4 separate regions of the Mus musculus genome follow, and all the other regions are linked to region 2. Evidence: chromatin loops called from intact Hi-C (ENCODE). Cell type or tissue: left cerebral cortex. All regions are shown on one strand. Region 1 overlaps Xkr4 (X-linked Kx blood group related 4). Region 2 holds the start of Xkr4 (X-linked Kx blood group related 4). Region 3 overlaps Xkr4 (X-linked Kx blood group related 4). Region 4 has its middle 18 kb from the start of Gm26206.

The links. A loop is a pair of places that touch in the nucleus more often than their neighbours do. Peaks named below come from ENCODE experiments on the same cell type or tissue, not always from the same donor. Only the 100,000 strongest peaks of a DNase experiment are listed, where the experiment ranks them.
Region 1: it touches region 2 in a loop (2.6-fold over the local background); 2 of 42 quality-filtered maps call a loop at or near these places.
Region 3: a loop joins it to region 2, with 3 times the contacts of the local background. A loop is called at or near these places in 2 of 42 quality-filtered maps.
Region 4: a loop joins it to region 2, with 8 times the contacts of the local background. A loop is called at or near these places in 3 of 42 quality-filtered maps.

The regions. Positions count from the first base shown.
Region 1 is chr1:3,452,840-3,460,839 of GRCm38, reverse strand. The region is part of intron 1 of Xkr4 (X-linked Kx blood group related 4); the gene reads left to right. Among named protein-coding and RNA genes, the nearest start is that of Xkr4, 210 kb to the left of the region's middle. In left cerebral cortex, a CTCF peak has its summit at 4,730 (motif pointing left); DNase peaks (open chromatin) are centred at 2,897 and 5,360; H3K27ac peaks cover 475 bases.
Region 2 is chr1:3,668,587-3,676,586 of GRCm38, reverse strand. It overlaps Xkr4 (X-linked Kx blood group related 4), which reads left to right and starts at 5,089. Exons shown (of 3, transcript NM_001011874.1): 1 at 5,089-6,035. The coding sequence starts at 5,239. It also overlaps the pseudogene LOC108167595. In left cerebral cortex, CTCF peaks have their summits at 4,207 (motif pointing left) and 5,059; DNase peaks (open chromatin) are centred at 4,845, 5,468, 5,865, 6,915 and 1 more place; H3K4me3 peaks cover 4,074 bases; H3K27ac peaks cover 2,421 bases.
Region 3 is chr1:3,395,738-3,403,737 of GRCm38, reverse strand. The region is part of intron 2 of Xkr4 (X-linked Kx blood group related 4); the gene reads left to right. Among named protein-coding and RNA genes, the nearest start is that of Xkr4, 270 kb to the left of the region's middle. In left cerebral cortex, no CTCF peak of the experiment used is centred here; DNase peaks (open chromatin) are centred at 3,677 and 4,560; H3K27ac peaks cover 420 bases.
Region 4 is chr1:3,116,227-3,124,226 of GRCm38, reverse strand. No RefSeq gene overlaps it. Among named protein-coding and RNA genes, the nearest start is that of Gm26206, 18 kb to the right of the region's middle. In left cerebral cortex, no CTCF peak of the experiment used is centred here; DNase peaks (open chromatin) are centred at 2,711, 3,698, 4,253 and 4,550; H3K27ac peaks cover 1,390 bases.

The DNA.
Region 1 (8,000 bases), 220 kb after region 2:
CACATGTCAGGTGACTTAGAATTTCCTATAACTCCAGCTCCAAAGGAATCCGACCTCTCTGGGCTCCATGGACACCTGCATCTCATATGTACATGCACGTTGGCGCACGCACACACGCGCACACACTCACACACACACACACACACACACACACACACACACACACACACACAAACGTATTAAATGTTAAAAATGTTTTAAAAGAAAAAAAACACAATTATACAAAAAAAGAAAGAAAAAATGAATAGCAGTTAAGAATTCTGGATTTGTCTAAGCTTCCTCCTTTTGATTCCTGAGAGTCTCTCACCTCCCAGGTCTTTGGTATATTCTGGAGGTTCCCCCCAAACTCTCACCTGTTTGCCTGTTTCCATTCTTTCTGCTACCCTTCAGGGCTTCGGTCCTTCCTCCCATTGCCCAATACCTCATCATGTCCCGTCCCGTCCCCACCCCCACCCTGTCCAGTCCACTTTTCCTCCCTGGTCCCTCCCTTCCACCTTGTGATTGCTTTCTTCTCCCACCCTAGTGGGATTGAGGCATCCTCACTTGTGTCTTTCAGTTTGTTAAACTTTTTGAGTTCTGTAGACTATATCTTGGGCATTTTGTAATCTTTTTCTTTTGCTATTATCCACTTATTAGTGAGTACATACCATGCATGTCCTTCTGGGTCTGAATTATGTTACTCAGGATGATATTTTCTAGTTCCATCCATTTGCCTGCAAAACTCAGGATGTCCTCATTCCTAATGTCTGGGTAGTGTTCCATTGTGTAAATGAACCCCATTTTCTGTGTCCATTCTTCTATTATGTGACATCTGGGTTGTTTCCAGCTTCTGTCTAACACTAACATGGTGGCTATGACCATAGTGGAACATGTGCTCCTGTGGCATGGTGGGGCATTATTTGGGTATATTCGCAAGAGTGCTATTTCTGGGTCTTCAGATAGATCTGAGGAACCTCCAGATTGATTTCCAGAGTGGTTGTATCAGTTTGCAATCCCACCAGCAAAGGAGTGTTCCTTTTTCTCCACATCTTCACCAACAAGTGCTGTCACCTTAGGTTTTTTATCTTAGCCATTCTGATTGGTATAAGGTGGAATCTTAGGGCTTATTTGATTTGCATTTCTCTGTTCACTAAGGACTTTGAACTTTTTTTTAAGTGCTTCTCAGCCATTCGAGATTCCTTCATTGTAAATTCTTGGTTTACTTCTATACCTCATTTTTTTTGATTGGGTTGTTTGATTTTTTTGATGGTTAGCTTCTTGAGTTCTTTATATATTTTGGATATTAGCCCTATATCAGATGTGGGGTTGGTGAAGTTTCTTTCCCCCAATCTGTAGAAAGCCTACCTCCTGCAGAAAGTCAGGGCATCAAGTGAGGGATGGGTTTCCATCCCACAGTCAAAACTCTGACCCATAATTGTTCCTGTCTGAAAGAACTGCAGGGATGGAAATAGAGAAGAGCCTGATAAAAAGGATGGGGACATCTTTGTGCAGACACGGGGTAGGGAGGAGATATGGAATGTGGAACAGTTGGAGTGTAGACCAGGAGGGGAATAAAATTTGGAGTTTAAGATAGATAGATAGATAGATAGATAGATAGATAGATAGATAGATAGATAGATAGATTAAAAAAGGAAGAAGCTGGACATGGTGGCACATGCCTTTAATCCCAGCACTTGGGATGCAGACACAAGCGCATTTCTGTATTCGAGGCCACCCTGGTCTACAGAGTGAGTTCTAGAACAGCCAGGGGAACACAGAGAAACCCTGTCTCGAAAAATTAAGAAAAAAAAAAAAGAGTTCTGGATTATTGATTCTTAGACTTTCAATTGTATGACCCTGAACAGGTCTTCACTGTCTAGGCCATCAATTTCTTCATCTGTAAAGTAAGCAACAGAAAATGCCCTGTGAAGCATCTTCGGTATTAAAGGACATTATAGATCAGTGTTTCAAAGAGCTCTTGATTTCCTGGATTGGAGTTTGGAATTGTCACAGATTAGAGACAAGACTGCTGCAATATCCCAATCAAGGCGACAAAAGAAAGAGTCACTGGGTGCTTGGGAATATCTGTGAATTCAAAGAGAGAACATATGATCTAGTGAATGAGCAATATAGGACTACAATTTAAACACAAGTCCAATATTGCACTAACATTCACATTCAACTTTCAGGAAGAATAAAATGTTTGCTTAAGGCAAGATAGATTTCCATGGTGCTATAACCACAAAATGCATTTGTTAAAACTCAGTATATGTCTAATACATAACAGAGATTGGAACAGGAGAACCCTTGCCCTCAAAAACCCTATAATAATGTACTGTTGCCATAGAGAATTCTGCATTCAGGAATTTGAGATTTATCATAGAGAATTATGTAACATAATTGTGAATTGCAAAATAATGCCATTATAGGAAAAAGATGAGGTTTGCCATTTTACTGTAAAACTGAGGAAAATAAAGACAGAAGAATTGTCATAATTTTTCAAACTATAAAATTTTGTGGACAGTTCTTTCTCTTGAAAAAATATTCAAAATCAGTCTCCCTAGACATATAGCTAATCAAGCAACCTAAGGCATTTCTCGAGAGTACTGTGTCTGCATGATTGTTTCCTCAGACATCTTCTTCCAGACCTCTGAGGAAAACAGAAACACACAAGCTTTCTTTTCTTTATATTCATATTTACAGCATAATTTTCTGAATTTTATCTAGAAACTTTTAAAAACCAAATATATTTTAATAGAAGAGAAAATGTAAAATAACTCTTTTCAAGAAACAGAAATATTTAATCATTTCCACACATTACAACTTGCTTCATCCTTAAAGCAGGGTTTGATACTCATAAGTGTGCACCCATGACTCATTCCTGTGTGCACTACAGTGAGGGCAGTGGGGGTGGAAGCAAAGCATTGAGGGGAAGACAGAAAAAGCCACTTCTAAGAATAAACAGTTATCTGCAAATCCAGAATTTCTTAAGTCTATCTTGTGACTTATTCAAAATTATTCTTTACTGTGCTTTTGCTGATGATGCTAGGAATAGAACCTTGGGCACTTGATGCAAATGTTGAGGCCCACCATAATATTTCCTCCCAGAGTTGAACATACTGACAGAAGCTCATTATTCAGAATATTTAAATAAAATATTTGTATTATAAAAATCCTATAACACCTTTTAGTTGTAACTCTTAAATGCTAAAAATTATGTTGAGAACAGAATCCTTCACATCTGCTTAACCAATATTACAAAGCTGGAATCAAAGTATCCTAGAACTTCTCTTTATTTTTATAAAAAGAACTTCAAACTCACAGAAATGTCACTAGGTTAAGTATATGGATCTCCTATGTATTTTTCCGACAATTCAACAAAATTAACATATTATCCTAGTTATTACTCTCTTCCTCTCTCATTTTGGTCCTAATCTCAAGTCTCTCTTTATATTTATGTATATACCTTCATGTATATAATAACATTGTATAAACATATTTAGCATTATACAACTATAGGTACACACATAATCATTCATGTACATAAAATTTATTTTTGCCGTAACATGATTTGAGATGTCATGTACCTTAATCCTTAAATACTTAAATACTTGACGGGTACTCTCAGAAAATGTGTTGTTCTCTAATGTGACAGTCATACAAGAAATTAACACTGATACAAATCCAGTGTGGTCTGCACTATATTCCAGGTTCTTCAATCACGCAACTCTTACAGCATCTTCTCTTGTTTATGATGGTGTCCAGCCTGTATTTACTACTACATTTAGTCCTTACATTTCTTCAATCTAGAATAGTTTATCTTCCTGTTTTTCATTCCTGATATTTTGGAACGCACCAGCCAGTGATTTTACAGAATGATTCTCAAAACAGTTTTGTCTGGCTCTGCTAATTTTAATAAGTAGGTGCTAATAAGTACCCACTGGGAAAAAATAGAATATAAAGATATTCCTGGCAGCATGAATAGCACAAGACAAAGAGGAAAAATAGCCTTGTCACAAATGAGAAGATGATGGGAATGAGTGTGTCATGATTATTATTTGGGGATGTAAAGGGCAAAGGAAGGAGACCATAGAGCTCCTCCAGAGGTCAAAGATGTTAGAATGTGAACTTGATCCTCAAAGTGTCAATTATTAAGAAGTAATCACTAAGGAATGTCAGTTAAGGATATGATCATTTTTGTTTCAGAGAAACAAATATCTTAAAGACAGTTCTGTGCCTAGAAATGAGTAAGACTATAGCAAAAAATACAGGAGTACACAATAAACAAATGTGGACTGAACTTTAATGACTCCAGATGGAAAGATGAAATGTACAGGGAGAGATATAAGGGGAATCAAGTTATGAATAAAGATGGTCATTGTGACTACTGGAATAGCCCAGTGTGCAAAAGGTCAGATTCATAATCCACCAAGGCTGGAAATACAGAGGAAACACTGTGCTAGCAAAAGAGGCTGGAAACTGTTTTGGTCATTGTATCTGCTATTTTGTTGTTACTGTGATAAAAGACAGTAACTAAAAGAAATGTAAAGATAAAAGTATTTTGTCTTAAGATTCATGGGGAATAAGAATCTATCAGGGAAGGCATCTGACAGGGCAACAAGAACAGGAAGCTGAGAGATTATATCTCAGCTGTACATGTAAGAAGCAGAAAGAACAAGCTGGAAGTGGGGTAAGTCTATAAATTTTCAGAGCCCACCCCTAGCGACATACCTCCTGCATGAAGGATCCATATTTTAAAAGTTTTTTATCCTCTCCAAACAGTGCCACCAACTGGAGACCAAATATACAAATACATGAGCTTCTAGGGGGTTGTTTCTCATCCAAACCAGACATGTGTTTGAAGTGTTATGTGGGGAAAATCAGGGTGCCTTTGTTGAGAGATTTGGACCAGTGGGACAGATTCAGTCATCATGAACTCATGGTGACTAGAAAACTGGGCTAGAGGAGTTCCTACAGGACAGGGACAACTTTCTGGAGAAGAGATGAGAGAGATTAATAGAGACCAACAGCACTCTGTAGTAGTAGCTTTAACGTCCCAAGAATTTAAAGAACCACAGGTTTGTGGCCAATATCAGTTGATCTGGTGACTTTGTCAGCTGCACACTATAGCTCTTAAAGTAGGAGGAGAGCAATATCGATCAAATGCTTTTGGCTTAAGGTCAGTCAGGTGAGTGACAGAGATCAACAAAGTAAGAGAGTTGAAACCATTAGTAAATGAGCAACTTAAAATGATGGATAGTGGACTCTATGCTGCATAGAAAAGAGAAGAGACAGGCCTGAAAAAAAATGAGTGCTGGGAAACACTCCTGAGTCAAACAACAGTAGCAGGAGCTGTGTTTGAGTGAAAATGAGACTGTTGCCTATAGCAGATATGAGTCAGAAAACAGGATGTGTGCAGCATCCGAAGTTCTTGAGTGGGCTTTTGTGAATGATAGTTTTAGGATAGAAAGCTAAAGTGGAGTGATATGAATTTCAAGAGTAAATAAATCCAGTGGAACCATGTTTTGGATGTTTGCTTCCTTCACAGTTCATGATAAAATGTAATCCACTTTGGATTGTGTCAAAAGGAAGTAGAAATTGTGAAAGAGTAGGCTTGATTCTACCTTCACTAAGATTCTCTTAGGTAAGAAGGTTGCTATAAAGTCGAGTCAATCCTTGGGTTTTTGTCTATTCTTTATAAGTTACTCAGTCTTGGGTATCCTGTTATAGCCATATAAAATTAATTAATGCAATGGTGATGAAAATGTTTAGATAGTGAAAGTTTGGAGAATGAAAAGGATATTTATGAACAAATGACCAAATGTACCACTGAAAGGAGACGTGGTAGAGTGACAGCATGTTGATATTTCTGGATAGGGGAGAGGTGCCACTCTATCTTCCATGGGACATCACCAATGTGGGGTAATGAGGTATTTTCTCCCAAGAACCTACAAGACAAAAGTCAAGGCAGGAGAGTGATCTCCCATCCAATGAGGTTATTGACCCCCACACCCACTTGAGGACTACTAGGTAAAGAAGATTTCCTGAAGTTCAATGTTTGTGTAGAAAAAGAAAACAAATGTAAGAAAAGATTGACACCTTGAGGTTAAGATCACTCTTATACTGGTGATGTGGTGAGGTCTAAAATACTGTCTCTCATCTTCTCATCAATGCTTTATTAAGAAAGACAAGGAGTAAGCTTATAATGTCAGAGATAATAAAAGTGAGATTATTAAATACTTGAATAAGATTATTAAAATTTTAAATACTTTATTTGCATTTTTATAAAGCTAGTGAAAAAGATCGGACAAAGTAGAACATGAAGAGGCAGCCAAATTCTGATCAGCTAATAAAGATAGACACCCACTGAGAAGGTCTAGACCCAGATCTTTACCTATAGTTTTCAAATTTAAGTTTTAATTATCAATAAAACTCCACTCCCACAGTGCCACATGTTGAATTTGTAGGTGGATATACAGAGCCTGGCCACCTTATTGGACAGCCTAGACTAAAGGCATTTCACTCATAAAGAAGGAATATTGGACAGTAATGCTCCACACCAACAACACTGACCTAAGCAGGCTCAGACCTGATCTGCCTGGAGTGAGGATTTCTAGAAATGTTGTTCTAAAGAATCTAAAGATGCTATAAAACATTGGAGCAGCATCAGAGAGAGAGAATCTTTCATCTCTTTCAAATTAGCCTGAAAGGCCTCTTAAAAATGACCTGATCACTAATGGCTCTCAAGAAGGATGTTGTCTCATAAAGTTTTATCTCTGGTGACATCATAGCCATTTTAGCTCATAAAAATGTACTCTGTGTCATGTACCATCAAGTCAGTTAATGGTGAATCTTTCTGAAAGTGTATCCACAACTAAGCAATGTACATCTATATGGTTTGGTGGCGAAAAATGTTAATTAACTTTTTGTTTTGGGTATGTCATTTAACAACTCCAATTTTTAGACTCTATTTATCCAGACTGGATGTTGTGCATCACAATGGTCATCAGCATATGCATTTTAAATATTGTGTAAAAATGATTATCATCAAACATAAAACTATGCAATCATATTACTAATGCTAGTAATACATGACAAATAAATGTATTAAGGAACTCAGTAATCTTTGTTTCCAGTCAACCAAACCCAAGAGCCCATCAAACCACTTTCATGAAAAACACAATCTAGTCCAGTTATGAGGGTATGATGTTTTACAACCCTCTCCTCAATACAAATACAATTCCTGTTAACTCCTCAGGTCTCAACGTGTTGAAATATAAATTAATTGTAGGTATGACAAAAATAAAAACAAGAATTGTATATGAATTGTAAGTGGATATGTATTATAGATTACTTCTATACTACAGTATAGAACCAGAAACTAATTAGTAGACTAGAGGGATTGAGTGCCCATGGGGGAAAATGATGGGTTCAAGCATTAGACAAGCCAGGACCATGTTCACAGTAAGGCATAGTTACTTACTTCTAAACAGGGAAGAATAAGAGCTATGTGCACATTTACTAGAGAGCTGTACATGTAGGAAGATAAAATCCCTGTGGTTTGGAAAGAGTAGTAGTCTGCATTCATTAAAGAAGTGTTTCTTGAGAGATTAATATTATGCCTGGCTATTTAGCATCTCCATCTTTTAGGTGTGGATTCAAACTTAAACATAGAGACACTGAACTGTACTACAACTAGAAAAACTCATTCCTCAGCATTTCAAAGGGTCTGTAAGATATGGTTTTAAAAAGAATAGAACCAATCAAATGGGATGAATTGATTTGAGTTTTCACTTTCTTTTTTTAAGATTTATTAATTTATTCTATATGAGTACACCATTGCTGTCTTTAGACACACCAGAAGAGGGCATTAGATCTCATTACAAATGATTATGAGCCACCATGTGGTTGTTGAGAATTGAACTCAGGACCTCTGGAGCAGCAATCAATGCTCTTAACGTCTGAGCCATCTCTCCAGCCCAAATTTTGACTTTCACTGCAACAAATATTTTTAAGAATAA
Region 2 (8,000 bases):
AGCAAAGAAAAAGCCATGTAGTGAGAATTTTGGTCTCTTTGAAAACGCCGTTATGGTAGGTGAATATGTTTTTTATTTTAACCCCAGGTGTGGGACATGGGGCTGTTTCAGATTTCCCACAGCAGATGACAATGATTTTTTTCACATGGTATGTCAGGGGCATGATTTTGTCTGCTGAAGATAGTTTACATTTGGAATTCTGGGGACTCTTGAGAGAGTATAAAAATGTCATAGCCCTGAGAGGTTACAGAGGTTTTTGCTCCCCCTGCTGTGACTGGTCCCTGCTGCTGTTTTTCCTGGTTGCTGAATGCTTTTGCTGTAACTTCAGTTGTTGGCTGGAAATTTCTTGAAGACAAAGATTAGACTTGCCCAAAAGAATTTGACACCTCTAATCAGTAAGAAATAGTCTAAAGAGATCCATGGTGCCCTTCCCTTCTAACCAAGTGTTGCGGGATGGGGGTTGGAAGGGACTGGAGGGGAGAAGGGTGATAGATATAAGAACTCAATAAAGTCGCCAAAAAGAATGACTATAGCATCATGTTCAAACAGCGCATAGAGCTTACAGTTGTACCGGAGTCACCATCATATAGGGTCATTTTCACTGTGCTATCATCAAATTGTTAAGAAAATAAGAGTATATGAAGAAAAGTACAGGGACTGGTCTATAATGGAAAGGAAGGAGAATTAGCAGAGAAATAGAATTAGGAAAAAGAAAAAAGTCCTTGAAACAGAGGGGAGAAAAGGGTGGGTAGATAGTGTAGAAGGGAATTCATCAAGAAAAGAATGGTATCCTATGTCAAATTTACCAAGCCTCATAAGGGGATTCAGGAACTGGACACAGACCACCTGTAACTTGGTAAGGCAGTCCCTGGGGAATAGCTATTGCTTTCTGAGTGTGTGCAAGAAAGGATGGGTGATAAAGAATAAAAGAAAGGAAGTCCAGGAATATTTTTCTGTAAAAAGTCTTCAAAAACTGCAAAGATGGCTAGAAAGAAAACGGGGATCAGAAGAAGTGGCTATAGATGCCTGCAGGTGACATAAAATAGTGAAATGTGTGAGCTCTGTTCTGATGATGTTTCAATTTTTTCTCAGTGAAATGAGGGCAAGGAAAGAATATGTCTAGAGTTTAAGAGAAAAACCAACCAACTAACAAACAAATAATTTTAGTAGATACAATCTGAACAGGTTAAAAAGATGGGGGTGGGCTTGCTGAGTAGCCTCAGGTTCCACTTTGGTTTGACAGTCAAGGGTCTAAAAAAGATGTAGTTAGGCATACCCATGCCTCAGCCAGTAGCTGTGCATAAATGCCAACTGCAAAGGCTCAGACTGGAAGGAAGTGGCAAGCAAGCTTTAACCAGTGTGTGTGTGTGTGTGTGTGTGTGTGTGTGTGTGTGTGTCTGTGTTGGGGGGGGGGGATGTTTTCTCAATCATGATGCATGTAAGAGACTAAGATACATTTGAGCAGTGTTAAGTATGGGTAAGCATGGTAATTAGAAAGGGTTAAAGCAAACAAATTGAGGAAAAGTCTAAATTCAAGTGTAGTTTCTGGAATGAGCTGACCATAGAAAGGGACTAATCAAAACAGGATGCTTAAAGCTGAGATTATAAAGCTACAGAGTAATGATAATGTTGGGTTATATCAATATGAATTAATCTCTAGGATAAGGTCACTTATGATGAGATTACATTTCTGATAGACCAGGAATCTGTTTTGAACAGTTGATTCTGAGGTAAGGGGTGTGGTCACTGTGTTTGAAAGTCTACACAAAAGGGTTAATTAGGCCTAAAGTAATGAAGGGTAGAAGAAATGGGGGAGGGGAGGTAGCAAAAATAATATGATTAGTGTGCTGGGTATGACATGGGACTGTTTCCTTGTATTTTGGAAAACGTGGTTCTGACATTACTGAATTCCAGAGACTAGAATCTCTAATTTAGACAGAATGAGCATTAAAGGCAGGGAGGTTAAGTATAGTGACCAAAAAAAAAAAAAAAAACCCCTCTGAGTTTAAACTTTGATCTCTTATCCATTATGTCTGTCTTTTTTGACAGGTGTGGTGATTATGGTGAAGTAAGTGGAATTAATAACTAATTCTGAGATGTGGTTACTAGATCAATGGGATTAGAGACTATTGAGAGCAGTATTGCACACAAAGCCTGGCTATATATATGATCTTACCTAATCCTCATATTAATCTTGTTTATTAAATAATTTGGCAGGATCATGAGGCCAGTAATTAGCAGAGCCTGCATATGAATATATTTTGCTATGGTCTCTCTATACTACTTCTTCTAGGTATGTGTAGTCGGTTCTTTTCAGAGATGTACCAGTATAACTTGAAAGAGACTCTAAGTAGTTTTTGAATAAATATACTAGTAAGCAAACCATTACTGGTTATCTTTTTTTAGAATCTACCAGAAATTTCTCATAATTCCTATGTTTCCATGGGAACATTTGTCAGCATAGAATGTAGCATTCTTCATGTCATGGAATGTTCTCTTTAGAAATTCATGCATTCATTTCACTAATACTTATTGAGCAAATAGTCTTTGCAAGTGCTGTGTTGGGGGCAGAGGATCAACCCTCTCAGTTTTACAGAAAGTGTCAGTCTGCTGATACCAAACTTCTCAACTACTCTACAGGGCTTTCTGAGTCTGGTACAATTTAAGACATTGCACTTGACCTAGAATACACTCAATCTCTGAGGACCTAGTTACCTAAGAAATCTCCCTAGTGGATTTGGCACAAAGCACCATCAGACACAGTACACTAGAGATGGATATGAATTCTGGAGAAAAAGAACCAGGGTATTTTCCAAAGGGAACTTCCTAGTCAAAATGGCCCAGTGTTGAAGATGAATTTTAAAATGCCTGAAGTTAAGTGGCTTGGGTTGCCTCTCATCCTTACTACCCATCTTTTACTATAAAAATTGGTTTAGCACATACATATAACCACTTATGGGCCCATGGCCACATACCAGGGTGTCAGGTAAAGACCAAGTAGCAGAACCCCTGGGCACTAGTCTTTGAGGACAATTGTTGGTGTATCCACTGGGTGAGACTAATCTCACCTTGGTCAGGTAGGTGCTAAAACAGTGGAGTGCTGTAGCATAAGGTGGTCTGTCAGTGAGGGTTTTGATATTCAGAGAATGTCACTATACAGGAATGAAAACTCACCCGGCACTACCCTCGGGAGAGGCCAGGAAACAGGGAATATTAACCTGTATCTACAGATCCCTTAAGAGGCTGACTGGCCGAGCAGTGGTGGCGCACGCCTTTGATCCCAGCACTTGGGAGGCACAGGCAGGCAGATTTCTGAGTTCGAGGCCAGCCTGGTCTACAGAGTGAGTTTCAGGACAGCCAGAACTACAAGAGAGAAACCCTGTCTCTAAAAACCAAAAATCAAAAGAAAGAAAGAGAGAGAGAGAGAGAGAGAGAGAGAGAGAGAGAGAGAGAGAGAGAGAGGAAGGAAGGAAGGAAGGAAGGAAGGAAGGAAGGAAGGAAGGAAGGAAGGAAGGAAGGAAGCTGGCTGGAACTGTTCCCTGCAGTATCACCAGCTTACTCTGAACTCAAAGTGTGTGAGTCACATTGCAGTTTAAGGATCACCCTCTTTGTCCCTTACATTTGAAAAGCTAACTAGGTAAGGCAAACTAAAGCACGGGTTTTCTTAACTTAAAAAGGAAAAAGATATCCCATATTTTGTTGGGATTTAAAGGGTTTTTTTTGGTGGTGGTGGTGTTTTTTTTTTTTTTTTTTTTTTTTTTGGTTGGTTGTTTTTGTTTGTTTGTTTGTTTTTTAAACTGCAACATATTTTATTACATTCTCTTCGAGAATAGATTAAATTCGAGTCATTTCTGAAGTTATGAGACCCTACAGTAAGTCTGTACGTTTATAGGTTTAAGGGAAGGTAATTGCAGTTTTGGAATAAGAGAAGTGGCATTAGCTTTGGGATCTGCCACTCCCTGCGCGGGGCCAAGGGCCGAGCTAGTTCTCTTTTCCCTGGTTACTAGCCATGTCCCTCCTCCCACCGCCGCGCTCTAGGTTGCCGCCGCCAGAGGTGCAGCGTTTCCCACCTGCGGTTAGGAGTAGCCCCACCATGGTGTCTGCCTAGTGCTGCTGCCTCAGGCTCGTTAAACTCGCAGGGGGACAGGGCTTCATGCACCCACCTCCTGAGATAGGGCCTTTGCATTTCTCTAGGCTGGGGTTTGGCAGGACAGCATCCCTGGGGCTGCTCTCGCCTTATCCCGAGGGCTCGCCCTCTGCTGCCAGCTTTGCTTTAGGTGTTCTAGCTCTGCAAGTACTGTGCCACCCAGGATCTCCAAAGCATGGCACGCCCACCACCGCCGCCAGTATAGGAGCCCTAGCTTCCTAGTTAAAGCGTGTTCACCCTCGCCAGCAACACACCTAGCACCATACCACACCCAGCCAGGTGCCGAGCGCGCCCGGTACAATACAAAGAGACCATTTCTTCCGCAGCCTTCGCTGCTGCCACGCCCGCTTGTGTCCGTGGCCCCCTACCCTCGGCAGTGACCCAACACCAAGGCTCTAACACGCGGCGCGCTCTGCCCATCCCATCCCCCCAGCTTCGAGGAAATCCACTCAACGCTCTTCGCTATCCCACGAGCCTGGACTGGGCCTCCGATTGCCGTGCTGTTGCCCTCCGCGTCCAGCACTGGCCAGCCAGGCACCCCCACCCGCCGCTCCCCTCAATCCCAGCCCCTCCTCCGGGCCCTCCTTCTCGCCCCTCCCCAGCCGGGGTGGGAGCGGCGGCAGCTGGAAGGGAAGGGATGAGGTCATCCTCTCCCTCGGAGTCAGCTGGTGGAGGAGAGGCTGCGGGAGGAGGGAGCGCGCGCGAGGGGAGGAGAGGAATGTGCAGGTCCGAGGAGCTCCGCGGCGGCCGCTGCTGCTCCTGCTGCTGGCGGCGGCGGCGGCTCGTGCTGCAGCCGCGGGGCCGGGCCGGCGCGGAGCGCGGGCGGCTGTCAGGGGCGCGCGCGGGCCGGCGCGAGCAGCTGGGCTCGGCGCAGGCAGCCAGGCGGCGCTCCTGCGGGTCCCGAGCGTGCGGCTAGCCGGGCCCAGCGCCCAGCCCCGCGGGCGGCGGCGGGCGAGCGGGCGCTGGAGTAGGAGCTGGGGAGCGGCGCGGCCGGGGAAGGAAGCCAGGGCGAGGCGAGGAGGTGGCGGGAGGAGGAGACAGCAGGGACAGGTGTCAGATAAAGGAGTGCTCTCCTCCGCTGCCGAGGCATCATGGCCGCTAAGTCAGACGGGAGGCTGAAGATGAAGAAGAGCAGCGACGTGGCGTTCACCCCGCTGCAGAACTCGGACAATTCGGGCTCTGTGCAAGGACTGGCTCCAGGCTTGCCGTCGGGGTCCGGAGCCGAGGACACGGAGGCGGCCGGAGGCGGCTGCTGCCCGGACGGCGGTGGCTGCTCGCGCTGCTGCTGCTGCTGCGCGGGGAGCGGCGGCTCGGCGGGCTCGGGCGGCTCGGGCGGCGGCGGCCGGGGCAGCGGGGCGGGCTCTGCGGCGCTGTGCCTGCGCCTGGGCAGGGAGCAGCGGCGTTACTCGCTGTGGGACTGCCTCTGGATCCTGGCCGCCGTGGCCGTGTACTTCGCGGATGTGGGAACGGACATCTGGCTCGCGGTGGACTACTACCTGCGTGGCCAGCGCTGGTGGTTTGGGCTCACCCTCTTCTTCGTGGTGCTGGGCTCCCTTTCTGTGCAAGTGTTCAGCTTCCGCTGGTTTGTGCATGATTTCAGCACCGAGGACAGCTCCACGACCACCACCTCCAGCTGCCAGCAGCCTGGAGCAGATTGCAAGACGGTGGTCAGCAGTGGGTCTGCAGCCGGGGAAGGCGAGGTTCGTCCTTCCACGCCGCAGAGGCAAGCATCCAACGCCAGCAAGAGCAACATCGCCGCCACCAACAGCGGCAGCAACAGCAACGGGGCCACCCGGACCAGCGGCAAACACAGGTCTGCGTCCTGCTCCTTTTGCATCTGGCTCCTGCAGTCACTCATCCACATCTTGCAGCTTGGGCAAATCTGGAGGTACTGTATCAGGGTGGGGGTTGAGAGAGACTACTACTGTTCCTACATGCCTGCCCACCATGTCCACTGTTCTACTTTTGCATGAAATCTTTCCTAATGACTAGTAAGCCAAGTCACTCTTGTGGTTTTCTTTTCTAAACTGCTCCTTACCTAACTCATGTTAGGTGAGGAAAAAGAAACCAAGGAAGGGCACGCAGGAACGTGTTTGTAGTCTGTCACGTTTCCCATCTTCTCATAGACTAGTTTTTCTATGTATGCTACAAGTTCTCCCCCGATTGTAGACTTAATATTTCACTAGCAGAGGATTCCTCTCACACTTACTAAAAAGTCATTTATATTATGTAGAATTCTTGGTGTGTTGTACTTTTGATGGTTTCCTTTGTGCTGGGTTTGGATAGGATTACAATTCTAGTTAAATAGGACTTGTTACTGCTCAAAGATGTCCATATTTGGATGATAACAGCTAAAGAAATACTGAGCTTAAAGTAGTGTTAATAAATATTTGACGTATATGTATACATATATATATACAGACATATATATGTAAAATGAGTGAACATTTATCATTTATGTTGTGTGTGAGTGTGTGTGCATAAGTGCTCAGACTCTGACTTATATAGTGCTCCTCTGATTACCTGGCAGCATCCCTAGTTTGACTTTCACATGTAACTGGGAACCTTTAGAAAAGGGGTAGCAAGCACATTGGGCAAACTTTAATTGTGCATTTTCATTGGCTGATTTACTGCTTCTCACTTGATCCACCAAGTCTCTTTACATAGTTGTCACTTTGCTTATACACTGAAGTGCAAGACTTAACTTGTTGGGCAGGGTGGAGCCATCACTCAGGCATTACTGCACAGATGTAGGAATGTGGTGGGACAATATGCTCAGAAATCTGTTCTTTTGACTTCTCTGTGTTTAGAAGCTTTGGAACACAATGTTTAACACATTAAACATATATGTTTAGAAAAATATAGAGGCTGTTACCCTAGAGACTCCTTGGCTTTAAAGCAATTTAGTAACTATGTAGTGTAATGTGTGGAAACTTCCTACCAAGTGGGCTGATACTGGCATGTACTCTGTACTTTCACCTGTATGCTTTTTGTTTGTTTATTTGTTTGTTTGTTTGTTTTAATGATGAAAGACATTCTAACCCATTGGCATGATGAAGTATCCCATGAAGAAACAGCTCAGAGCATTTGTAACATAGATTCACACACTTCTCTTTCTGGCAGAAGTCAGCGTCCTTGTCTGAGGAGAGTAACTGTAGTCATCCCATTGCTCTTCCTAGAACCAAGAGCTGTAAAGCAGGGTGAGCATGGCCCTAGACCTCCTGCCTTAGAACGTATTTAGAGAAGATACTTTCTGGTAAAGAGGCATGGTGTACTGTTAGACAAATTGATGTGGAAACATATATATTTCAGACCCTGGGAGACTTTCTAAAACATCAGTTTAACTGTGGCGTCTCAATTTCCTACAGAAAAGTATTGGAAGGTCCAAGTTGGGTATTCTTTAATTATGAGGAAGAACTAGAAGGGTTATTTAAGTACTGAAGTTATTTAGTGGCTACAATATACAGGATTAGTAGTTTTAATCTAGCAGTGTGGTACCAAAAACTTATCAACCTATTTGGTAACTTGTGAAAACTATAAAATATTCTGAAATCACTTCCTTTTAATTATCTGTAAATCAGCAATATAAGTGCTTATTAGTTATTGTCACTAAACACCTGTGTGTGCCTCCTACAGATTGACATTTTCTGAAAAGCACGTGGTGTTAAACTCAGTGTACTGAAGAAGTCATTTTAATTGTAACATTTATTAGACTTTTGAATCTAAACAGTTTACCAATTGAAAATAATGCTTCTTCTCTTCAGGAAATGATGCTGAGAAAGTGAGAAGTAGGAAAACGTGGAGAAAAATACTACAATGAGACAGTATCCACTGGGTCAGTGGGTCTAATGGA
Region 3 (8,000 bases), 270 kb after region 2:
AGGTGGTGGTGGTTGCATAAAATATGGATGAACTCATTCCTGTTGACCTGTACACCTATAATAATTAAGATGGAAATTTTATAATGTTTATTTTCCAACATTTTAGAAATATTTTTGAGATTATAATATGAAAAAATATTTCTTCTATCCCCTTTCACCATCCAGACTCTCCTCTATTCCTCTTCCTTGTTCTCCTTTAAATACATGTCCTCCTTTTTCATTAATTATTATTGCATGAATATATATATATATATATAAACACACACATACATACATATTCCTAAATACAACCTCTTCTGTATGTAAAATGTTTCTTTTTTAAATTAGGTATTAATTTCATTTAAATTTCCAATGCTATCCCAAAAGTTCCCCACACCCTCCCCAACCCACTTCTGGGCCCTGGCGTTCCCCTGTATTGAGGCATATAAAGTTGGCACTACCAATGGGCCTCTCTTTCCACTGATGGCCAACTAGGCTATCTTTTGATACATATGCAGCTAGAGACACGAGCTCCGGGGGGTACTGGTTAGTTCATATTGTTGTTCAACCTATAGGGTTGGAGATCCCTTTAGCTCCTTGGTTATTTTCTCTAGCTCCTCCATTGGGGGCCCTGTGATCCATCCAATAGCTGACTGTGAGCATCCACTTCTGTGTTTGCTAGGCCGTGGCACAGTCTCACAAGGGACAGCTATATCTGGGTCCTTTCAGCAAAATCTTGCTAGTGTATTCAATGGTGTCAGCATTTGGTGGCTGATTATGGGATGGATCCCCAGGTATGGCAGTGTCTAGATGGTCTATTCTTTCGTCTTTTCACCAAATTTTGTCTCTGTAACTCCTTTCATGGGTGTTTTATTCCCAATTCTAAGAAGGGGCAAAGTAGCCACACTTAGGTCTTCGTTCTTTTTGAGTTTCATGTGTTTTGCAAATTGCATCTTATATCTTGGGTATTCTAAGTTTCTGGGCTAATATCCACTTATCAGTAAGTAAACATCATTTGAGTTCCTTTGTGATTGTGTTACCTCACCCAGGATGATGCCCTCCAGGTCCATCCATTTGCCTAGGAATTTCATAAATTCATTCTTTTAAATAGCTGAGTAGTACTCCATTGTTTAAATGTACCACATTTTCTGTATCCATTCCTCTGTTGAGGGACATCTGGGTTCTTTCCAGCTTCTGGCTATTATAAATAAGGCTGCTATGAACATAGTGGAGCATGTGTCCTTCTTACCGGTTGGAACATCTTCTGGATATATGCCCAGGTATTGCAGGATCCTCCGGTAGTACTATGTCCAATTTTTTTGAGGAACCGCCAGACTGATTTCCAGAGTGGTTGTACAAGCGTGCAATCCCACCAACAATGGAGGAGTGTTCCTCTTTCTCCACATCCTCGACAGCCTCTGCTGTCACCTGAATTTTTGATCTTAGCAATTCTGACTGGTACGATGTGGAATCTCAGGGTTGTTTTGATTTGCATTTCCCTGATGATTAAGGATGCTGAACATTTTTTCAGGTGCATCTCAACCATTCGGTAATCCTCAGGTGACAATTCTTTGTTTAGCTCTGAGCCCAATTTTTTAATGGAGTTATTTGATTTTTCTGGAGTCCACCTTCTTGAGTTCGTTATACATATTGGATATTATTCCCCTATCTGATTTAGGATAGGTAAAGATCCTTTCCCAATCCATTGGTGGCTTTTTTGTCTTATTGATGGTGTCTTTTGCCTTACAGAAGCTTTGCAATTTTATGAGGTCCCATTTGTCGATTCTCAATCTTACAGCGTATGTTCTCAGGGCTGACCATTTGGCACTGACCAAAACTTTGGTCATACCACCTCTCCTGTTTCCAGCTTTACTCTTTTTGTTTGTTTGTTTGTGTGTGTGTGTGTGTGTGTGTGTGTGTGTGTGTGTGTGTGTGTGTTTGTGTGTGTGTGTGGAGTTGAGGCCTCATGGGCTTTTCCCTATCCAGTTTGGTACATCATTTGGTGTCCTCTTGTTCAGCTCATATTTGGAAAATTATGTTAGTCAGACTATGGATGTAGCTTCTAATGTTACTAGGAGACATAATCTCACAGCAAGCTTCCTGATCCACTAACCGTTACAGCTTTTTGGCTTTTTGGGCAAGAGTCTTAGGGTACAGGAATTTTTTTGTAGATGTGGAACCCATTGGGACTGAGCTCCAAAATTCTGCACCACTTATAATGGAGAAAAAAATAACACTGTCTTACTGGCTACAGAGAATTTAAACATGCTAATGTCTGGAAGGAGTTCGTTTCACCTGGGTCATTTTCCCTTCTTTCTAGCATCAAATGGAGAAGAAAAGAGCCCTCGGTGTGTTTCTAAACTCATTAAGGAACCCATTTCTTAATTCACATTTTAGTTCTCTGTTAAACGCATGCAGAAAAATTTGAATTCCTTTTGATTAATTGAGATAAATATTAACTGGCCTTCCACAGAGCTTTGTATCTGGCCTTAGGTCACCCATGCTTTGCAGAGCCAAGCACTGTATTTTGTTGTGATCTTGACTTTTTAACCCAAATTATTCCACAGGGTTTAAAAACCTCAAAAACATCCAAGAAAATGCCACTTGTATGCTGAGGTATATTTTAGCATGAAATAGCTCAGCCTCGATACTTTTTGAAAGAATATACAGCTATTAGAACAGAAAAATTGTACCTTTTTTTCTTAAAAGTTTAACATATTACCTCTACTAATTAGACATGGACACTAGCTTCTCACTGCCTAGTTGGTATATTTATTGTGCGTGTTAAAATCATTTCCGTAGTTTTGAGATGGTTGAAACATGGCTTCATTGTGTTAGACATATTGAGTGAATACACAACCTGAATGCAGAGAACCAATGCTGTAGAGTGAGTATTTTCCTTCCACTTCGTCATCCCCATCCCCTGCTCAGAAGCTCAGACGTACCTGGGATTCCAGGTACACACTACTAATTCTGTAGCATAAAACAGAAACCATGAAATTTGTAATATAGGAAGATGATGACACTTGACCCCCACCAACACGGCACCCTAGAGAATGAAAGATAATTTCATGTTCCCTCCTCATCTTGTCATGAAGAGCCAGTTCAGGGTCAAAAGACCTTGTTGGGAACCTTTGCTCTCCTCCGTCTTTGTGTGTGTTTCCTCCCTGGAGTGGTGGGATGGCAAGGTGTATGTTACAGGGCAGGCATCTTGGAAGAGTTATTGCAGCAAAGTGAGGGGCAAATGCCCTGTATCACCATGACACATGTTTGGCTAGATCTAGATCCCAGACACAGGTTTCTCATAAGCCAAAGTTTCCCCCTCATAGCCAAGGTTGCACCATCAAAGTAACCCAAGGATCAGGGATGTGTCACTGCTGTTTCCTCAAAGAGAAGAGGAAGATGGGGGCAGGAGTGGGGTGGGAACCTCCTCAAGAACCTAAATAAAGAAAGATAAGAAAAAGTAAACCTTAACTGTAGATGGTTGTGTCTTTGCCCCGGGCTGCTGCCCTAGTGCCGCCCCACCCCCTTCCACTAGGGCTGAAATAGCTCCATGTAATTAGTATACTTTTTGGACCTAGGAGGGGGTGGGAGGGAAGTGCAGCGGGCAAGTTAAGCAGTAATCCGATAGTGCCAAGCCCAGAACTGCACTTCTGCAAATGCTAATTAGATTTTCTGCAGCCTTTTTAAATTTATTGAGTTCCAGGAGCAGATCACACCTCTCTTAACACTTACAAAGAGAATTTGTGAGCGAGATTGTGTGGAGTAATACCTATTCAGGGCTTGAGGCAACATGTTGCCATGGTACCAATCAGATTTTTTTGTCTTCACTAGGGAATAGAAATTAAAACCGACCGTGCTGGAGTACAAGTGTTTTTGTTTGTCCCTCTGAGCAGTGTTAATGCTTGCAAAGGATTTTTGTTGTTAGTGTGCTCTAGCTTTGAAACAACAGTATGTTAAAATGTGGGATACAAAATAATGCAATAAATGAGGGGGGGATTTCCCAGAGGAGTTCAGTATTTTTACAAATTTACATTATGAAGCAACGTGGACAAGCCAGAAAGCAAGCATTAACGGTCAAGATCTGTGGCATCATCTTGGAGCTGGAGACACTTGGTGGGTAAAATGTGCAGATCAAGTGGAAGATTGATCTGAAAGCCTAATTGGCTGTTTTTATGACTTGAGAATTCTTATCTTATATTAGAGCTATAAAATATCCATTGTGCTTCAGGGAACATCTGTGCATTTTGCTCTCACAATAAAAGAGATATTGAAAATCAAGAGAAGTGGCTTGCTGTAGACAAAACAAGGGAATGATTAATATGAAATTCAGGAAGGTAGACTTGCCCCTGGGGCTGAGACATGGGGAGGGAAGGCCTCACAGACGTTGGTAATGCTCAATTCTTTAAGTTGAAGGGCAATGTGTTTTGTTTTATTTTATTATTTTTTTTAAGAGTTCCATATAGACTCTATCTCTACTCATCACAATAAAACTGACTTACAAAGGGAAGGAGGGGAAGTTGAATATGGCAATAAATAGACTCCAGGCAATGAGTCATGTCTCAGCAGGACGAAGCCGCTGGCAGCGTGAGCATCACTAAGCTTGGATGACACCTGTTTTTTCACCTGTGAAAGAAAGACATGCCACCGCTCGAGTCTCCAGTCGCCCTTATGGCTTAAAAACTGCCCAGCTATGTAGACATGTCACGTCAAATAAACAATGCTGAGCTAATTGTATTGGACCAATGATCTTTTAACCATGCAAAACCAGACCAAACAGAACCCGTGACAGTTATCATCTAAGTATTTATCACAGGTCAACCAGCACTGTGATTTAGCCTCATGTTCCAGATAACTGTCATAGATACCCTTACTGTTTGTTGAACAGACACACAGGCAGAGATTTCTTCAAAAGGGTAATAATATAAAGTCATCAAGAGGGCTTACAACCACGGAGTCAGAGGAAATGTCTGTGACCAACATTCCATCTCTGTAGATGGACTTTTCACATCCTCTAAATGGAAGCACACAATGTAATGTATTCATGAGGCATCTTGCTTCATGTTCATCAAATGTGCCTTGAATAAATTCAGGTTTTGCATTGTACATCCTCACCCCTATTACCAAACAAAGAATTACAGTTGTATGGCATGTTCATCACCAAACCTCTTGGAAATGCTTCACAGAAACATTACTTCTTACTTTCCACCACAGATCATCCATGTCCTCTTCTTTGTTTACTGTTTCTGTTCTTTTAGCATCCTCATTGTTTGTAGTAATGAGGTTCACTATAAACATACATCAGAACTTCTATTTCATTCACTCCCTGTTATCCTCCGCTGCCTTCTCCTCCCCCTACCCAGCCTGGTATCCTTCTCTTTGTCTCTTCTGTTTTCAAGTATTGTTAAATTATAAATCCTGAATATGAAAAGATGATGTAGTTATGTTTTTGAGTCTGGCTCGTTTCACTTTATGTGCTGTTCACTATTTCCTACAAGTGACAAAACTTCTCACAATGCACCCCAGTGAAGCATAGTAGCTTCACTGAAGAATGTTTGCACCAATAGTGTGCAAGCTATCCTCATAGTCACCAGCACTTGTTTGCTTATTTTCTCCATGGTTACTCTTCTGATTGTGGTGTGTCAGAATCTCAGTGTGATTTTGATGTATATGTCCCTGATTACAAAAGAAGCTCAACATTTCTCCTATACTATTATTGAAAATTGGTGATTCTTCCTTAGAGAACTGTCCTTTTAAATCCCATTTTTGCCATTTGTTGGCTGAGTTAACTGCTGATTTTTTTAAGTTCTTTATGTATTCTCGATATCAGATACACTGGCAGCAGAAAATATTCTCCCATTTTGTACTCTGTCTCCTTGCTCTCCTCAGTGTTTCATTTGATATACAGATGATGTTTAACTCATGCAATCCCAATTGTCAATTCTTGCTATTACTTCCTCAACCACGGAAGTCCAGAAGCACAGTCTTTTAGCATTCAATCAGTCAGTCCTCATATAACCCTTTTTGGAGATGAGACTTGTGCTGATGGCTGGTCCTTAGTTAGTCTCTCAGACCAGAGGAAGAACACAGGATCAGGCTACATTTTCTTTGCCCCTGCCAGCTTTTTAGCCTCTTCCCAAGAGTAGTATACCCTGCTACCTGCTGCCTCTGCCTGCTGCCTGCTTCCTGCATTTCAAGACAGAATGCCTCTCTCTCTGTCCCCATCCATGTCCCTGTCCCTCTCCATCTTTCTCTCCCTCTCCATACTGAAAGAAACCTAAAACTGAGCATCAAACTGAAAAGTGGGGCAATTTTCTCATCCTCTCCTGTGCTCCCAAAATCCACCACTTCCTCAAGGACTGTGGGCACTATGGTCACTCATTACTGGGCCAAATACCTTAAGATACTAACCCCAAGCCTAATCTGACTAGATGACATTATCCAGGCATCTTTTTGCTGTTCAAGTAACAGCTTAATGAGAAAATGTGTGTATGTGGAAGAACTCCGCCCTTGCTATTGCTTTAATGCCCTGTATGCTTTGATGAGGGCCTAAATGAGGGACTCTGGCAACATCATTTCTCTCAGAATATGCTGAAGCATCCCTGCAGGATGATCAAGTCTGGCACACTTTTAAATGGAAGAGAAGGATGCTTGGCACTAAATCCATCATCTTGGAATCTTGGAAAGCAGAGTCAAAGGCCTGATGTCATCAAAACCTCAACTGCAAGTGATGTTGACTTCTGTTACTCCATCTCCCATGAGTGGGGCCTCAATAATGACAGAAATTAGCAAAATATCTGTGATACCATGCACATAGTACAAACTAGCCTCATAATAATCAAAATCATCAAGAAATTATTCTAAATATTGAAAGAAAAATCCCTTCATGAAATCAAATGTGTGTTCTGTGATATCTCCACAAACCCACAAAACAACATAAACATGGAAGATATTTGAATTCTTGCTTTATTTTATTTCATTCATCTACTATTTTTGATATTTCCATAAAACTACTAAGTGATTCACTGTAGGACATGAAGCATATTTAAGCTCATGTAAACAGAGAAATGAAACTATATCACCAAAAAAAAAAAATCCAGTTCTCTACTGCTGTTGACCTCACAGTATACCTTTGTTAGTCCCACCACTGAGCGTACTACCTATTCACATTGTAGACACTCAACTAAATATGTACGTTTGATAAAACAGTCAAATTATGCCATCTCTAAGCCTACACTTCAGAGTAAATAAAATGTCATTTACTTCAAGCCACAATCATTACTAATATTCTGTCCATCTCCATTTTTGGTGAATTTAGTATTAATAATATTTACCGTTAAAGCAATTCCATATCTACCTAAGAAATATTAAATTTAGGGCTGAAGCGATGGCTCTGTGAGTAAATGAAAAGTTAAATTTCTCTGAATATGGTGTATTTCAGATCTTAGCTCTTACATTATCCCATCTTATTATTGATTGCAAATTATCTTCCTTTGTGGCTCTCTCAACTTAGAAATCTTATATGTTTTGTTGCCAAGGCAAAGAAAAGTAATTTGGTATCAATGAGAGAGTATCTTTATTTTTAACTATGGTTTATTTTGTGAATGCTTAAAAAGATGCTGGGCTAAGTGGAGGCCCAGCAAAGAACATTTCTATTGAACCATATCTTTGTAAAGCTCTGTATTCATTTCATACAGCCTTCTTTCTAGCATGTGGGCAATATAGATTCTTATCCACCTTTCCCAAACAAAAGCCGAGACTCAGAGGATTAGACACCAGAACAAAGGGACAGTTCAAATAAGAGTCAGAAGTAGACACTTGCTTTGTCTTCCTGTTAGCTGTTATTTCCATGGTGAAATACTTAAAAAAATGTAAATAGTTTGCAAATTCTGAATACAGCTAGTAAAGAGTTATTCTGCAAATCTTCCTGACATTATTAGAGATGCCTTTTTCAACTTGCCTCATCCTAGACCTCCAGAGAGGCTGTTTTATTTGGCTGATGCTGACATTTGCTATTTTGG
Region 4 (8,000 bases), 550 kb after region 2:
GGTTAGTTCATATTGTTGTTCCACCTATAGGGTAGCAGACCTCTTCAGCTCCTTGGGTACCTTCTCTAGCTTCTATTTTGGGGGCCCTGTGTTCCATCTTATAGATGACTGTGAGTATCCACTTCTGTATTTGCCAGGCACTGGCATAGCCTCATATGAGACAACTATAACAGGGTCCCTTCAGCAAAATCTTTCTGGCATTGTGCAATAGTTTCTGGGTTTGTTGTCTGATTATGGGATGGATCCCCACATGGTCCAGTCTCTGGATAATCCATCCTTTCATCTTAGTTCCAAACTTTGTCTCTGTAACTCCTTCCATGGTTATTTTGTTCCCTATTCTAAGGAGGAATAAAGTATCCACCCATTGGTCAGGCTACTCACTGGAACACCTCTTTTGGATATCTTGTTGTAGCCCTGTGTTGTAGAGATCCTGCAGCTTTGCATTAGTAGGACTCCATGCACTCAAGCAGCTCATTAATGAGGTAGATGATGGTATGGACTAACTCAAAGTCTTGCATCTAGACCTGTGTGGCAGCTGAGGTAGTCAGCCTGCCAACTCTCCAGCACTCATACCACTAGGTTGGGCTCTGCAACACTGCTCTGGCCATCTTATCCAATGCTGTAGCCAGCAAGGGGCAGGGCAGGCTGTCCTGCTCCCATGCCCACAGAGCTGACCCTCCTCCACTTTCACCACCAGGGCCAGCTCTACTGTGCTGCCCGGCGGATGTACAGGGCCTGCTTTCCGGAGTGCTACAGCATGAAATGGGTGGGATCAGCTCTGCCATGCTCACATCCTCTGGGCTAGCTAGCTCAAGTCCCCACCAATTATTTTAGTTGTATCATTAACTCATTTATTTGTGATGTTTTTGTTCTTTGAAGGGAAGCACATAGACCTCTAAATTTTCCTATAGAACTACTTTAGTATGTCTTGTATGTTTTGTTGTGTTGTGTTTTCATTTTCATTCATTTCCAAGAAATTTATTTCTACCCAGCTATGACACCCATAAAACACATCAACCAGCATGGAACAATAACCCTAAGAGTAATAATAGTAGGATGCACACACTGGTAGTTTCCACAGGTCCATAATTGGACTTAGACCTTAACCAATGAGAGGGGAATTATGCCTTGTACTGGAAACCTAGTCAAAATCAAGGCTAGTGAAATGATGGATCATGGAGGAGAACTCCACCACTCCATGGAACCATCATACTCCCTAACTATATCCTAAATATTTGTCTTACACCAAGAGGTAAGTGTAGTCCTTACCTTACACCAAGGAAAGTTCTCTTTGCAACAGATAGAGACCACTGCAGAAAGTCACAACCAATCAAAATGCAATATTGTAAAGCTCAGTTCCAATTAATACATCTATAAAACAATTCCTCAACCTAAAGCACAGACTTCATTGTGTAAGAGAGAGCAGAAAAATTGTAGGGGCCAGAGGACCAGGGAGTTTGATTTAAAGCTGTGAGAAACTACACTCACAATGTCTTACCAATATGGCTTTCTAAACATTTCCCTGAACAGAAATGATGCAAATGGACATTGCTAACACTGACAGGGGAAAACTAAGGATGCCTCAACCTATGACAAAGAAATACAGGCAACAAAGGAATACTTAGAGTATAAGTAGTCTTTCTCAAGAAAGAGAACATCAAATAGTTGCCCAATACCAAATGTTTAGCCCTGAAAACATGGGAATGCAAGTAACATTGTACAGACTAAGGAGGTTATATTTGTGTAGTTAATTTTATATATATGGAGGCCATGGTTATCAAATAGAACAAAAGAGGGTACATAAGAGGATTTGGAGAGAAGATATATAAGGGGAAATGATATAATTATAATATCAAAAAAAACAAATACATCAAAAATGAAATTTCTGGATTTATTATTGAGGATTTTTGTGTATTTAGTTTTATTTTTCTTCATCTGTGTATGAACATATGTGTGTATGTGTTTGTCTGTCTGTCTGACCCTGTGTTTGTGTTTGTGTAACTGTGTGGCAGTGTGGTTGTATGTGGCCATGTGGCTCTCTCTCTCTCTCTCTCTCTCTCTCTCTCTCTGAATGTGTGTGTGTGTGTATCTATGTGTGTATCTGTCTGTCTGTTCCTGTGTTTGTGTCTGTGTAGCTATGTGGTTGTGTGGTTGTATGTGGCTATGTGGCTGTATGTGACTGCATGTGGCTATGTGGCTGTATGTGGTTGTTCATGCGTGTGTGTGCATGTACATATGTATATGGTACATGTATGGATGTGTGTAGTTGCCCCTCCCCCAGCCTGAAACCTGCTTGCTCAGGGGTGGAGCTTCCCGCTCAATCGTTCGGCCATGCCCACAGCTGGAACCTGCCGCTTTGCTGTTCGGAGCCGTGCACGTGGTCACCCTGCTATTGGACCCCAAGACGAATTGGTGGGAATTGGGCCCCCTTCCCCTGCTCTATAATTGCGTGAGGAACAGTAAAATTGAGCTTTGATCAGAATGACTGTCTTAGCTACATTTCTTTATCTCCCCACCTAGCCCCTCTTCTCTTCCAGGTTTCCAAAATGCCTTTCCAGGCTAGAACCCATGTTGTGATCTGCTGGCCGGACACAACAGATGTGTTTGAGAGACTACAGGCCCAGGAACACATGGAAGCCGGAACATCATTCTCTGCCTTATTCCTTTGAGGAAGTTTCTCTCATTCAACTTGATTCTGGGCTGGCAGCCAGAAAGTCCTGCCACTTTTTCTATCTCTGGATTCATGCTGACTCTCAGCTTTTCCCTGGAGATGCAGACATGGAGACTTATAAGCCCATAGCAAGAGTCTGTGCTTCCTGAACTATCTCTCCAGGATCCTGGTCTTGTCTTGTGAGTGGGCTTTTGTTATAAAGTCTAAGCTAGCTTTAAATTTGTGGTCTCCTTGCCTCTGCACTTATAATTCTGAGACTTAAAGGTTTCTATTTGTTTAAGAGTCCATTTCTCTGGTATTTTGTTATGACAGTCAGTGCAAATTAATATACAGTTATCATGGTGCTAATAAAACCCAATATTTAGAAAAGAAGGACTGTTATTGATTTTGTCTTTTTGTAAGTCTTTTATTAGTTCTTTTGCTTCCCTTTTCCATGTCCTGAATTCATCACAAACATTGGTAAAAATCTATTAACTAATTCTATTTTTATGTACCGTTATGAAAACCATTTGCCATTAATCTTACTTTACACATCCAAATAGAATAAGGCAATTGCTTTTTGTAATAACAACAACAACAAAAATCATGTTGTTCTAAAATTCAATACCTTAGCACTAGATTTAGATTTAGTTGAATAAACTGCTGTAGGGAACAGAGACAAGCCCAGCACTAGGCAATAAGCCTGCACTGGTAAGTTGTATGGAAAAGGTGTCCTGGTGGTGTCCTAGCTCCTGGAGAGGCCTCTGGTAGCCTTCAGGAGTGTTGTCCTTCAGGCCAGAGTGGAAGCAAGAAAAATATTTTCAGATATATGTTGCTGATCCAATGGAAGAACAAAAATTAAAACCTAAAGAGCAAATATAAACTTAGGAAGTGGGTGCCTGCAACTTCATTAGACAATCCTCAAGTGATCTCAGATACTCGAAAGGGATCTAAGCTGAAACAAGAATAAAAACAGGGAGGAAGATGTGACATTCACTCCCGAGTCACAGCTAGCATCTTAGGAAAGAGGGACACAGAAGAGATGAATGTGGAGAGCAGATGGCAGACACAGAGTACTTTATAAATAGCTGCGTGCAATTCAGACTCTTATCATATCTGGCCACATAGCTTGGCTTCTTCCTGGAAGAAATATATTTTTGGAAAATAGGACATAAAATTTTGGCCCAAATGAAGGAAATCTGCATGCATTTGTTTCACATTTTAGCACATTTCAAACTGTCTTTCACATAAATGGAAAGTAATTAACACAGATACATATCACTAGTACTAAACATGAGATAGCAGAGATATTTTTATTCAAATATAGCCCTTGGAAAATAAACCCAGGCTCTGAATTTCACCCACAGTTAATATTCATTCATTTTAATTTATAAGCTATCTGCCTCTTCTTACTTGTCTGGAAATATTTTTCAAATTTTTGGCATTAAGTAAGTATGCACTTGGGACCCATGATGCATAATGTTTGTTATCCAAGCAAACCCTCAGAGGGTTTTCTTGCACACTCCTGCTCCGTCACTGTGGAGACAAACATAGTTTTCTCTAAAACTGGCAGCCACTGGCTAAGAAAACAATTTCTCCAGGGACATCTCATTCTCCTCCCTTCGCTTCCAAAAGTGTTACTGCTGCTAAAGGATATAAAGCCAAGATTAAGCTCTCTCCAGATGGGAAAAGATATTTTATCAATGGGGAAAAAAAGGAAAAGGCAAAGAAGAGACATAAAGAGTACCTATGACTATATGAACAGTGCTTACTCTTTGCATAAACAAAACATATTCTCAGCTGAGCATGATAAATCCCATCTGTAGTCCCAACTCTGTAGACAAAGAAAGTGCAGAGTCAGTGAAAGTTCAAGGCTAGGCTGGGACACTGTGAGCTCCAGCCCAACCAGGACTTCTGAGCAAAATCCTGTTTCTAGACAACAGAAGGAAGTGGGTGAGTGTACAGAGATGGCAGGAGGGATGCAAAAAGGCAGGCAAAGCAGCAGATATTATAAAGTTCCATTGTAATGCTTTAATCCTTGCTAGTTTTCCATGTAAGTTTTAGGTGAAATAGAAAATGACAGAATCTTCAGGTCCATATATTTCCCTCTTCTTCAGTGTAGATCTTCAGTGAAAAATTTCATAGAGAATGATTAGAAAGGATAGAAGTCTCCCACACTCGTTTCAAAACCAAAAAGTCTACTGTTACAGACTCTACAAATTGTGATGCATCCTGTGGCAGATAAAAGAAATTCGACTGAGAAAAGGAAGTGGGTCAATGTCCTCCCCTCGTGTCTATAAAAGCAACAATCAATGGCTGAAGAGGGGAGAATTCTTAAATAAAGCTGTCTGCAAGGTGATCCCAGAGTCCTTCAGGGATATAGCAAATGTGACTTGTCATCCATTCAGGGTTGGGCTTTCCAATTCATCTGCTCCTTAAGTAACCCAGGTAGTGGTAAACATTTAAAGGTAAGCTCTATTTTCTTGGCAAGTGCTCATGCAGCTCTGCACATGCCCAAGAGCTCTGGACTCATGAATGAAAGACACTCACATACAACATTTATATTTTAGTATGTCTTAACTAGGTCAATGATCAGGCACTTCCAAACTTCTCCATGGCTAGCACACACTCCCCTCCAGCCGTCCTGAGTCAACACTTACTAAATCTGTATTTTTATCTTACTGCCCTTGTTCTTTCTGAGCAGCACTCCCGATGGGGCTGCTTTCCCCCCTGCATGTATGTACATTTCAGCTGTCTCTCCCTCAGGCTCGTCCTATGGCCCTCTCGATGCAGACCCTTTCTTTTCTTCTTCATTTCTTACCTGGGATTACTAAATGTCCCACCTCTGTCTCTCTGCCCAACTATTGGCTGCTGGCAACTTTATTTCCCAATCAGAGTCAACTGGGGACAGGCTTCCTTTAGCCTAAGTGGGAGACAACTTAAACAGGTTTTGGGGCAACATAATTAGCATGAGAACATAAGCCCTACAAACCCCTTTTCCTATAAGTGACCCTTCAACCACGCTTTCATAAGTACCTCCAAAAAATCATTACTTCACCAAGCTAGCTTTGAGTAGAATCATAACTTTGGTGCCGTAAATGAACATTTGTTCATACTTCCATGAGGAAAGTCACACAGGACTAGCTGTAGATCTCCCTGATCTTCCCTCTGATTGCTGAAGCAAAAATTCCATGGTTTGGGTATCTTTAAATTTATTTGCATTATTTTAGTTTATGTGTATGAGTGTTTGTCTGCATGTATGAATGTATCCCATCTACATGTCTGGTACCCATGGACATCAGAAGAGGGTGTTGGATCCTCTGGAATTGAAATTATGAATGGTTGTGAGATGTCATATGAGTTTTGGGAACTAAACCTAGGTCCTCTAAAAGAATAGTAACTGCTCTTAAATGCTGAGCAATCACTTCCACCCCAGGCGAGGTATTTGAAACAAATGTTTCAACTTCCCAGTTTTAGAGCCTGTGAAGTCCAAGGCCAGTATACTAGCAGAAAAGATGGCTAGTGAAGGCATGCTTTCAGAGTCATGAATAATAATCGTCTATGTCCTCTTATATCCCTCACATCAGTGTCCCCACCTAACACCACCTCACTAGAGCATTTCAATGCACCTGAGAGAACATAGACCTCAGTGGGCACTGTCTTTTACATTTGTCCTTCCTGGTCAATTTCCCCAGCTCTGTACCAGATAATGAGATTCATAGTGTCTTTTTCACTTACAGAAGATTGTAATTACAGCAGCATCTAAATCCCTTTGTCCAAAATCCCAAAGGATTTTGTTTTATTTGTTTGTTCAACATATACACATATAGGCCATTTCTATAAAGTCAAGTTTTAGAACAGAACCGTGGAGTTAGGTGTATAAAAATAGCAAGAAACAATGTTCTAAAGTCCAAGATCAGTGACAGGAGAAGAGTCCTTCTGAGGACTTAAATATGTTACAAAATGGTAGATAGCAAACAGTACTGATGGAGGAATAGACAGATCTTGGACGTCATCCCCCACATTGACACACCCCAGTGGAGGGGAAAGGTATCGTTTTACAGCACTGGGACACAAGCATGATGGCCTGGAAGGCAGGTAGTATAAAATTGTTCTCTGGCTTTCACTTTGCATAAAAATAAACTCTGGGTGTCAGAGAAATCAGACTATCTATTTTGAAAAGGAGGAAAGTAATACAATATACCTTAGTAAAAGGATTAGAGGAACTCTTGAGAGTGCAGCAGCACTCCAAAATCAAGGGACTTAAAATTTGGAAGCCTCCTCCTGTAAGAGAAGTGATTTGACTGAATTTTTAAGTGTTCATAAGGGGAAACATACATAAAGACATAAAGGAAATTACATTTTCCAGTCCATTACCCCAGAGTAGAAAAAAATAACAGTATTGCAGTAGGGTTCAAGAACACCCAGAACCTTACTACTTCTGAGTCTCTGGGGTATCAAGTTTCCTGTCTCCAAAATATGGGGAGTAAGCAGCAGTCCTAAGGTTACACTTAGGACTTCAGGCAACGATAGGTGATGGAGAATGCTCACAGCTGTGCAGTGGCTACATGAGTTTTATTCCCACAGACAAGTTTTGCTTAATTTCCATTCTGCCCTTTGGACTTTTGACCTTTGCGACTTGAGGAAAGTTAATGTCAGTGTTAAAAGGTATTCTTGATACAAAGGACTGACAATTGGAGAATAAGCCGTAGAAGACTGGCTCTGTGAAGAGTAGGTCACAGGCGAGCTACATGGGAAAATTTGAGCCACAGAGTATACTGTGAAGACAACACCCACATCTACTGTAGAAGTTCTTTGTAAGTGAAAAGTATTTGCTCATTTCTGGCTATATCTGGATATGAAATTTTGCTTATTAATAAGTTCATCACAATAAAATCACTGCAAATCAGATGCTAAATGTGTGATTAGCCTTTTTGTAATCCCTAGACCATTAGAGATATAAATAAATGATTCACATTCACATACCACCTATTCTCTGATGATCACTGTACCAACCACTAGTTCCATATCCACTCAAATGGTCCCTTTCTAGTTTCCAAGACTATATATATATATATATATATATATATATATATATATATATATATATATATATATATATTCAGTGCCTCATAGGTGTGCACATATAAAAGTTAGCAGCCAAGCTGCACATATACAAAATAACACAAGGCATTTATTATTTATTATTCTGACCCTGGGTTACCTCCTTTAATATTTTCCAGTTCTATCTATTCTCCAGACATTTTTATAATTTCATTTTTTGTACAGCTGAATAGAATTCTATTATGCACGCATACACACATATATGTGCCACATTTAATTATTTATC